Linked DNA regions of Homo sapiens: region 1 is linked to region 2. A link is a loop called in an ENCODE intact Hi-C map of the cell type or tissue named here. Cell type or tissue: sigmoid colon. All regions are shown on one strand.

Region 1 (5,000 bases), 310 kb after region 2:
TCATTTCAACAGTGTTCATAGCATCTGCACAAGAAGTAGATTCCATCTCAAGAAACCACTCTTTGCTCATCCATAAGAAACAACTCCTCATATGTTCAGGTTGTCTCATGAAATTATAACAATCCATTTACATCTTCAAGCTTCACTTCCAATTCTAATTCTCTTGCTATTTCTACCACATCTGCAGTTAACTTCCTCCACTAAAGTCTTGAATGCTCAAAGTCATCCACAAGGGTTGGAATCAACATCCTTCAAACATTTTTACCTCTTCCCATGAATCACAAATATTCTTAATGGCATCTAGAATGGCAAGTCCTTTTCTGGAAGGTTGTCAGTCTACTTTGCCCAGATCCATAACAGGAGTAACTATCTATGGCAGCTACAGCCTTACAAAATGTATTTCTTAAGCAATAAGACTTCAAAGTCAAAATCACTCCTTGACCTTACTGAATGGATAATGTGTTCACAAGCATGAAAGCAACATTAATCTCCTTGTATATGTCCATGAGGGCTCTTGGGTGACCAGGTGCATTGTCAATGAACAGTAATATTTTGAAAGAAATCTTTTTTTCTGAGCAGTAGGTCTCAATCGTAGGCTTAAAATATTCAGTAAACCATGCTGTAAACAGATGTGCTTTCATCCAGGCATCATTGTTCCACTTATAGAGTATAAGTAGAGTAGATTGGGCGTAATTCTTAAGGACTCCAGGATTTTCAGAATGGTAAATGAACATTGGCTTTAATTTAGTCATCAGCTGCATTAGCCCCAGACAAGAGAATTAGCCCATCCTTTGAAGCTTTGAAGCCAGACATTGGCTTCTTTCTAGCCATGAAAGTCCTAGATGGCATTTTCTTCCAATATAAGGCCGTCTGTCTACATTTAAAGCCTGTTATTTAATATAGCCACCTTCATCAACTATCTTAGCTAGATTTTTTGATAATTTACTGCAGCTTCTACATCAGGATTTGCTGCATCACTTTGCACTTTTAAGTTATGAAGACAGCTTCTTTCCTTAAACCTCATGAACCAAGCTCTGCTAGCTTCAAACTTTTCTTCTGCAGTTTTGTCACCTCTCTCAGCCTTCATAGAATTGAAAAGAGAGTTAGGGCCTTGCTCTGGATTAGGTTTTGGCTTAAGGGAATGTTGTAGCTGGTTTGATCTTCTCTGCAGACCACTCAAACTTTCTCCATATCAACAATAAGGCTGTTTCACTTTCTTATTCATGTGTTCACTGGAGTAGCACTTTTCATTTCTTTCCATAACTTTTCATTTGCATTCACAACTTGACTGTTTGGCACAAGAGGCCTAGTTTTTGGCCCATCTCATCTTTTGACATGTTTTTCTCACTAAGTGTAATCGTTTCTAGCTTTTGATTTAAAGTGACAGATGTACTACACTACCTTTTACTTGAACACATAGAGGCCATTGTAGGGTTATTAATTGGCCTAATTTCAATATTGCTGTTTCTCAGGGAATAGGGAGGCCAGAAGTAAGGGAGAGAAATGGCAGAAATCCTGGTTGGTAGGGCAGTCAGAACACACATAACATTTATCAACTGAGTTTGCTGTCTTATATGGGCACAATTTGTGGCACACCAAAACAATTACAATAGTAACATCAAATATCCCTGAAAAACAGATCACCATATCAGATATAATAATAAAAAAAGTTTAAAATATCGCAAGAATTACCAAAATATGACAGAAAGACATGAAATGATCATGTTGGAAAAATGGCATCGACAATCTTGCTTGAGGCAGGGTTGCCACAAACCTTCAATTTGTAAAAAACACAATATCCCCAAAACAGAATAAAGAGAATTGCAATACAACAAGGAATACCTGCTTATATTAAAGCAGCAATGTATATCTTTTACCACCAGCACTTAGCCAGAATAGTGAGTGTTCCAGAGCTGGGGTTTATTGCTATGTGATGTGATCCTGAAATTCATTTCAGGATAAATTAGGCTTTTAGAATGAAAAACTAAAATGCATACTTTCATATGGCTAAGAAAAAAAAAAATATATATATATATATATAAAACCCACCCCATCTACCCCTACCCTAAACAGGCTTTTATTTCTAAATATAGATCTACATTTTAAGCAAAGCATGAATCAAGTCACATATTTAATGTCAGTATAATTTTAGAGGCATGCCAGAAAGAAAAAGGGGATGTGAGTACGTAAAACTTATTTATATTTTTATTTATGCTATTTCCTACAGATTGAAAATAAATTTTCAAGAGTACCACTTCTCCAGCTAATCTACTCTTAGTAGAGTCTGAAAATGCTGTGGTTATCTAGCAGTGCCCTCTGGTGTCCAAATGAATTGTTTTAGTTTGCCTTGAGGGAAAAAATAAGCCATTATATAATCAGACACGGCTATAATCAGCATTCATTCATTTGCCAAGTATTTACTGAGGGTTTACTATATGTGAGTTACTGTGCAAAGAGGCAAGATACAGAGATGTATTAAAAAATACATTTCTTGTTCTGTTCTTAAGGAGCCCAGTCTAACAGGGAGACAAATGTAAACTCACTTACAAAATTACTTAAATCACTTTATCTAGTTTTTCATTAAAATGAGACATACACAGCTGGGTGGCCTCCCTTTCCAAAAAGTTCTGGGCCATTATTCATGTTAGGATGTGTCTGGCTGGCTTTGGACAGAACAACTTTGGTGAAGTACACAGGGAACATTCTGAAATAGAGTAAACATCCCAAGACATACAGCAGGATTCAATCCTAGTTTAAAGAGTTGGGAAAGCGCCTTTCACAGCCAACCCCAAAAGACACTTCTGGTTTTGTAGTTATATAGGAGCCCACTGGTCAACAGATCCGACACACAAATCTGACATTATCCTTACACTTCTTTCTGAAAATGCTATTTTTCTAGAATTATAATGAAAGACCTCAAAATGAATCAAACGAGAGACTTAAGAAATCAAGAGACCCTAAGAATTTATCATAAACTGTTTGAGGATTCTTAGACCTGCAAATTTTCCACTAGAGTCACCCAAACACATATTGTTCTGAATAGGTCCATCTTCATGTCCTCTGGGGAAGCAGAGGGAGCCTGAAGGAGTTATGGAGACCTCCCACCAAGAATAAAAGTGAAATTCAAATACCATCAAAGGAAGGAGTCAGGAATGACTACAGATGAAGAATGATGCTTTATACTATTTTGTGATGTTCCTAATTTTCATCATTTTTCCATTCTTGTTATTGTTGTTTCCTAATCAGCCATGAAACCCTAGTGTGTAGGCAGGACCTATGACCTGCTTCCAATCAACAGAATACGGCAAAGGTGATGGGATGTATGTGATTACATTATATAAGGATTATAAGGTCCATCTTGCTGAGACTCTCCTTTGCTGGCTTTGAGGAAGCAACCAGTTATATTGAGAAGGCCCACGTGGCAAAGAGCTGAGGGTGGCCTCCTGCCAATGGCATATAAGCATTGAGCACTCTCAAGAAATTGAAGGCTACTAATAACCATGTGGGTGAAAAAGCTGACCCTTCCCCAGTCAAGTCTCAGATGAGACTGGAGCCCTGCCCAACACCTTGACTGTAGCCTCATGGAGGACCCAACTAATCTGTGCCCGGGTCCCTTGCCCACAAAAACTATAAGATAATAAATGTGTGCTGTTTTAAGTTGCTACATTTGTGGTAATATTATTTTGCAATGATAGATAACTAATACAGATTTCAAGACACCTTTTAATTTTAAAACATTTTTATTATAAAATACAAATAAAAACATTGAGAAAAGACAAAGTCATCCATTTTCTGCCTCCTATCCCACTATAACCAGTTAGTAATTTGATTTACTTTGTTATCTTTTTATCATATGCTTGGTCTGTTATTTCAGCCATGATTACACCCACTTATACACTTTTCCGTCTTGCAATTTTTACTTAAGGTAATATTTTCATGTTTTTAATAATATTCATTACTAATTTTTAATAAGTACATTATGTATCATTTGTATATATCTGTTTATTGACTATTTCCTAGACCCAGGGATGACAAACTATGGCACCACATTTGTAAACAAAGTTTTACTGGAACAAAGCCACGCCCGTATTGTTTATGTATTGTCTATGGCTGCTTTTGTGCTTCATACAGCAGTGTTGACAAGTTATGACAGAGACAGTAGGTTTAAAAACCTAAAATAGTTACTTTCTGGCCCTTTATAGAAAAAGTTTGCCAATCTTTACCCCAAACTTTAAAGTGGTTTATAATTTGGGCTACTAAAAGTAATGTCACTTGGAACATCTTTGTGCATATAATTTTTTATACTTTGTACAATTTGAGAGACATTAACAAAAGTGGAATAACTGGGTCTAATTAATGAAGACATTTTTACGGTTGATTCTCTCCCACACTGTTGTAATATTCAAGCTATGATATGTGATAAGAATGAAAAGGATAGCCCAGAACTCTTGTAGGTAACATGTCTCTGGTCCCTGTTACTTAAGACACGTAAGTTACTTAAGACACACTCTGGATGAACATATTTTGAGTTTTGATTTAAAGTTAACCAAAAAAGAGAAATAACAGTAACTGCAATGGGAAGACCAATTGAAAGAAATCTTTTACTTTTTACTGGAGAGGAAAAAGTAAACAGAAGTGGGTGACAAGGTACATATAAAATGCCATTCTACGGTAGCTGCAGTGGCCAAAAGGCACTGGGGAGAGCTGAGTAAGAGAAAGAAATGGCAGTCTCAACAATGAGCTGGCAGTGGCAGCAAGAAACAAAGAGACAACTTTGAGTGTGGGATGACAAAAGCAGCACACAGGTCCCACCCATCTGAATACATCCTAGGCATAAACCTGTATATAACTGTAATTAAACTGTCTCTAGATAACAAAGTTTTAAAGAAATCACCCTATATTTTTTAAGAAGGAGAAAGTCTTCTACCTGGGGAAGTTTTACTCTTCAGAATGAAAACCTTATGGAATGGGGAAGTCAACCCTCACTATGTACGTCAACC
Region 2 (5,000 bases):
AGCACTGTGCTGCTCAGAGCACTTGCTGGAGTCTGAAGCTTACCCATGTGTACATACCCTTTCCTAACTCTTTGATGCGTCTGGATTCCATTCCACCCATGAGGAGGTGCAGAATGAAACAGTTTAAATCACCTGAAATGAGCAGTGACCACACTCTAAGATACCAGCTAAACATCAGGAGAGAAAATACAAACAAAGCAATGCTCTCTCCTCTCTTTATATTTGGTTCTAAGAAGCTGGAGGAAAACAAAGTATCATAAGACAGTGAGGTTTCACCAATTTCTCTGTTAACTGGCAGTATCCTACAATCTCCCTCCGGAATTACTGTACGATTACCCTTTAGTTAGGGCCACCCTCAAAGTAGAGCTGGAAGGAAACTTCAAAGGATACAGAACCCCAAGACCTCTGTACTTAAACATGTGAGCTACACAAGATGCCTCATTATATGGCTGTAAGTTGTATTGATAAATTCAAATGAAGACAGTCATATTTATCACCTTAGGACTCTTCTGTAAATATGTCACCTGCCTTCTCCTGCCCTATTGGAAGGTGACATGACATTCCCTCTCCCAGCCTTTGGTGTCTCCTTTAGACAAAAACAAACAAACAAAAAACAAAAACAAAAAAACGTCTTATAGAAGGGGGCTGCTTAGAGCCTGGAGCAAGCCACTCAGAATGTAAAACTCAAAGCTTGCCTGGTCACAAAGGCAACACAGTACTGAGGCATGATTCACTTGGAAATTATAATAGAGCAAACCACCTTCCTCCTTAGTAGGATTTTTGAATAAGTCATAGCAAATAGTACCAAAGCTCTTGAATGATGCCCTGTGATTCTTCAAGAATCAAACCCCTTCAGACAGTGGCCTATTAATTCCCAGAAACCCATGTTGAATGATAAAGTGAGATGGGGCGGAGGAGGGATAAATGTCTAGCCAAGAAAACAAAATTATCAGTTTTCTAAACTCGGAGTTAAATTAAGTCAACCCTGAGAAGGAAAGCTGGAACTTTAAGGTCCTTCTAGGATGAACTTTTAACACTGGAGGATGTGAGACCTCTCTACCACCCAAGGCCATTTTTCTTTGGAAACATGCCCAGTTGTGACAAAGCTAGACAACAGAAGCACCCCGCCCCTCCTCAGGCACCCACCCACCCAAGAGCTGAGCGCACTGGTCTTTGTTGCCCTTTTTAGAAGCCTCCAGGACTGTTCTCTGAAGCAGGTTTGCACAGCAGTAAACATTGAGTGACATCCTCTTTCAACGCTGCATTTGTGATCTGTGAAGTACCAGTCCCAGCATTGGTTTAACGCCTATAAATACACTCCGTTGTCCTATCACTGGTACTTCCTACTTTGTAAGTAGCAAAACAAAAATAGGTGATCCAATCCAAATTAATTTCCATGTCTGACAATTACATTTCCAAACAGCCAACATGGAACATGTTCTATTGATCCTACAATCCAGCTCTAGACAATATGAAAAAGGGGGGAAAACTCCAAATTCAGCATCTTGAACTTAAAAGACCCTTCAGAAACATCACCTTCTCCCCACAACAGTGCTGAAGTAGCTCAGGCCCACTCCACCTATGTTTGTTTCTATCCTGGTACATTCCAATTCTATCAAATCAAAAGGTTATTCCTATTAGGCAGAAGCTGAACCCATCCCCTTGAATAGGGAGGTGTTCATTACATCTGTCTGTGTAATGAACTTGTCATTTCCCCAAACGGTCTGGACAGTCTCCTACAAAAAAAAAAAAGAAAAGAAAGAAAAAAATACTCCATGGAATCTATGGTGTGTCAGTCCCCTTCCTAACATCTGAGTCAGACTACGTGTGTCTTTACTGAGGTTCTGGGTGCCCAGGGTGTATCACTTTCAGAATTGCTTCAGTAACTGAACTATGGCTGTCTTCCAGCCACGGACAACACAAGCACTATCTATTTTAAAACAATTTTCCTAACCCACCGGCAATGGAAGAGATCCCATAGGTCACCGACTTCCTATTGAAAACAAATTATTTCTCTCTCAAACTGCTTGCCGTCTCTCAGAATTAATGCGTGTTTATGTGTGCATATTTTTATCTTTGGCCATGCAACTCTTGGAGCAAAGAGGACCACCCCAAATTTTACCGACATGCCTGAGCCATTCAGAGCTTTAGAAGAGAAATGAACGAGTGCTGAGAGCCCTTAAGCCCAGGACTTCTCTCACACAAACAGTAAGTGGAAAGGAAAAAACAAAAACAAAAACAAAAACTAACCCTCCGTAGAGGGAGGGAGCAGGGTGGATGATAGGGAAAGGACATTAACCAGCAGACCAAAGGCAGCCGCGGCGGCGGCACTTCGCGAACTGCCTGCAGAGGAGAGTGAAATCTGTTTCGTGTACAATAACCAAGCACCCTCTGGCTGCCTCGCATGGGCACGAATAATAAATACACCGAGGTGGGCAAACAGATGCAACGAAACGAGCCACCCCAAAAAGGTCAAAACTTCAGAAATCCCGGGGGTCAAACCACCCACACAAACACATCAATCAGTCGGAGCGAGAGAAGGGACTTGGATACTTAGCAAAGGATCCTAAATTGTGTTTTTCCTTTCAAGCTCTGGCTTGCAAAGTACGGTGGCTACATGCAAAGCTAGAGGAGAGCAGGAAGGCTGAGGGCGGCAGGGTGCGGGTGGGAAGGGAGGGGTGTCTAACACCAGCCACCCAGGCCTCGATGTGACGAAAGTCGTCAGCAGCCCCGACCACATCCCAGCCCCTCCGCCCAGGCCGGCAGACGCCCCTCGCGGCTCCCCCACCCCAGCTTCCGTCCCTGGCAGCAACCCCGCCAGCCCCGCACCAGCAGCAGCCCCGGCCCGGGCCCCGCGCAGGCAGCGCCACGACCGCGGCTCCCATCCCTTCCGTGCGGCAGACACCCCGCAGGCCTCCCTCCCTGCCCACCCGGGGATGCCCGGGTAGCCGAGCCGGGGCGGGCTGCACCGCCAGCTCCCCCCGCCCCAGAGCAGGCAATGGCTCACACTTACCTTGGGCGTTCGCGGGGGGGCTGAAGGTGGCAAGCCTCCCGCCCCCCGCCCCTGTCCTCCTCGTCTTTTTTCTTCCTCCCTCCTCCTCTTCTTCCTCCTCCTCCCCACAGTGTGTCCGGGGCTCCCCCTCCTCCCCGCCGCTTGGAGTAAGAACCCAAAACCCCGAAGCCGGGCCCGCGTGCAAGCGTGCGGGAGGCGGCGGCGCGCGGCCAGCTCTCCAGTAACTGAGCGCGGCGCGCAGCTCCCAACTAAAGTGTGAAAGAAGCAGCGGCCGCGGCGGCCGCGGCACGGAACGTCCCCCCGGGAGTGGGCAGGGAGCGAGCGGGAGCTTGCGAGGAGCGAGCGAGGGAGGGGAGCTCCTCGCTCAGTCACTCACTCGAGGGGCGGGGGCAGCAGACACTCCCCCACCGCCGGCCCCTCCCCGAGCCTAGCTCCCGCGCGCGCCTGGCTCTCCTCCCCGGGGCGGGGCCTGCGGAGGCCGCCGGGGCGCAGCGCGCTGGGGAGCGGGTTGGGGGCTGCTAGGGCTGCGGGGCGGGAAGGAGGCGGCAGTGTGTGTGTGTGTGTGTGTGTGTGTGTGTGGGCAGGTGTGTGTGTGTGTGTACGTGTGTGCGCGCGCGCCCTGCAGCGGCCGGCCAGCCGGAGGGAAGACCCCGGCGGGAAGACTGCGTCCCGTCCGGCCTTCCCGGGCCTGTCACTTGGGCGGTGGCGTGGGAGCGGCGAGGCTGCTCGGGGGGCAGCCGGGTGGGCCCAGCTCTAGGGGAGATTCGGGTCAGCCCCTGAGCCCAGCCTCCCGGCTGTGCCTGCTGGAAGCAGACGGAGGGAAGGCCGGGCGTCTTTGGCCCACCGCGCGGCCGCTCCCCTCCCGGGCCAGGCTGAACGGGCGGGCGCAGCCCAGAGGCCCGGGCTCTGCCACCGATCCGCCTCCATACTGACCCGAGCTGCGGCGCCTGCAAGATTAATGAAGCATCCGCGATTCGGTAGAGGCGGCACGGGGAGGAAAGACACAAGATCGTGCTGCCCCCCTCTCCCCACCCTTCTCAGCCTCCTAGGACCTAAAGGCGTAGGCTGCGTCTGCTGGGCGCGTCCGGAGTGGTCCAGAGAGATCGCCATCCACCACTGCATCCGTCCAGTTCTTTGTGGACCCTCACAGAAGCTCAATCAATTTCCCACCCTCTGGAAAAGGGTATTTTTCTCTTCCCTGGCATATTGGGTGTTTCTTGTGTGCACCTAATTGATCTTTTTCCATTGATAGCCTTTGGATGTCTTTTGTGCGGCTTCCCCGCGCTTCACTGCTCCCTCATTGCCTTAGACACGCGAGGAATGTCAGGCCCCCAGAGTGAGAACACCCAAGAAAACAATAGGGGCAAAAGATCCTCCCTGGGCCTCGCGGATTATGCACAAACCAGATCATTTCCCACATTCGGCCAGGGTGAAGATGGAAAATGGAAAAGAACGCCATCAGAGTGGTGACACTGACGAGAAAAGCCAATTCATAATTTAGTTTAATGAAATGAGTTAGTAATCAACCACTAATGTCTAGGAAATTGGCCTTTTTTGAAAACTGGTTTTCCCTTTCTCCACCCCTTTTTTTTTCAAATTAAAAGACTAGTATCCCACTGTTGTTGTTTTAATTTTTATTGTTTTCAGGGATGGGGTCTGCTGCCAAGGCTGGATTCGAACTCCTGAACCCAAGAGATCCTCCTCAAGGGATCTTCCCCATCTCAGCCTCCCAAGTAGCTGGGACTACAGGCCAATTCCACCGCACCCTGCCTAACATCACATTGTTCAGGAACCTCAACTTACATTCCATTTTTACAAAATATCCATATTCTGGTTCATACTTCTTGGAGCCCAAATTTTTTGTAGTCTAGCCTCTTGGAAAGGAGCGGTTAAGAAGGGAGGGTAGATAAATTGAGATTTCAATCAGGGGCAGCCAGCCCCATCCCTTTCACCACTGGTGACTTGTTTCATTTCTTCTTTCTTTCCT

Evidence for each region. A loop is a pair of places that touch in the nucleus more often than their neighbours do. Peaks named below come from ENCODE experiments on the same cell type or tissue, not always from the same donor. Only the 100,000 strongest peaks of a DNase experiment are listed, where the experiment ranks them.
Region 1: it touches region 2 in a loop (3-fold over the local background); 17 of 110 quality-filtered maps call a loop at or near these places.

Annotation. Positions count from the first base shown.
Region 1 is chr1:184,072,934-184,077,933 of GRCh38, reverse strand. TSEN15 (tRNA splicing endonuclease subunit 15) reads right to left here. Exons shown (of 5, transcript NM_052965.4): 5 at 3,722-5,000. Among named protein-coding and RNA genes, the nearest start is that of TSEN15, 24 kb to the right of the region's middle. In sigmoid colon, a CTCF peak has its summit at 2,318 (motif pointing left); a DNase peak (open chromatin) is centred at 2,653.
Region 2 is chr1:184,385,382-184,390,381 of GRCh38, reverse strand. It overlaps C1orf21 (chromosome 1 open reading frame 21), which reads right to left and starts at 3,353. Exons shown (of 6, transcript NM_030806.4): 1 at 3,014-3,353. C1orf21-DT (C1orf21 divergent transcript) reads left to right here and starts at 3,678. Exons shown (of 1, transcript NR_172919.1): 1 at 3,678-4,629. RefSeq lists silencers at 3,318-3,577, 3,608-3,717, 3,808-3,867. In sigmoid colon, a CTCF peak has its summit at 2,369; DNase peaks (open chromatin) are centred at 1,881, 2,441, 2,821 and 3,391; H3K4me3 peaks cover 4,354 bases; H3K27ac peaks cover 1,905 bases.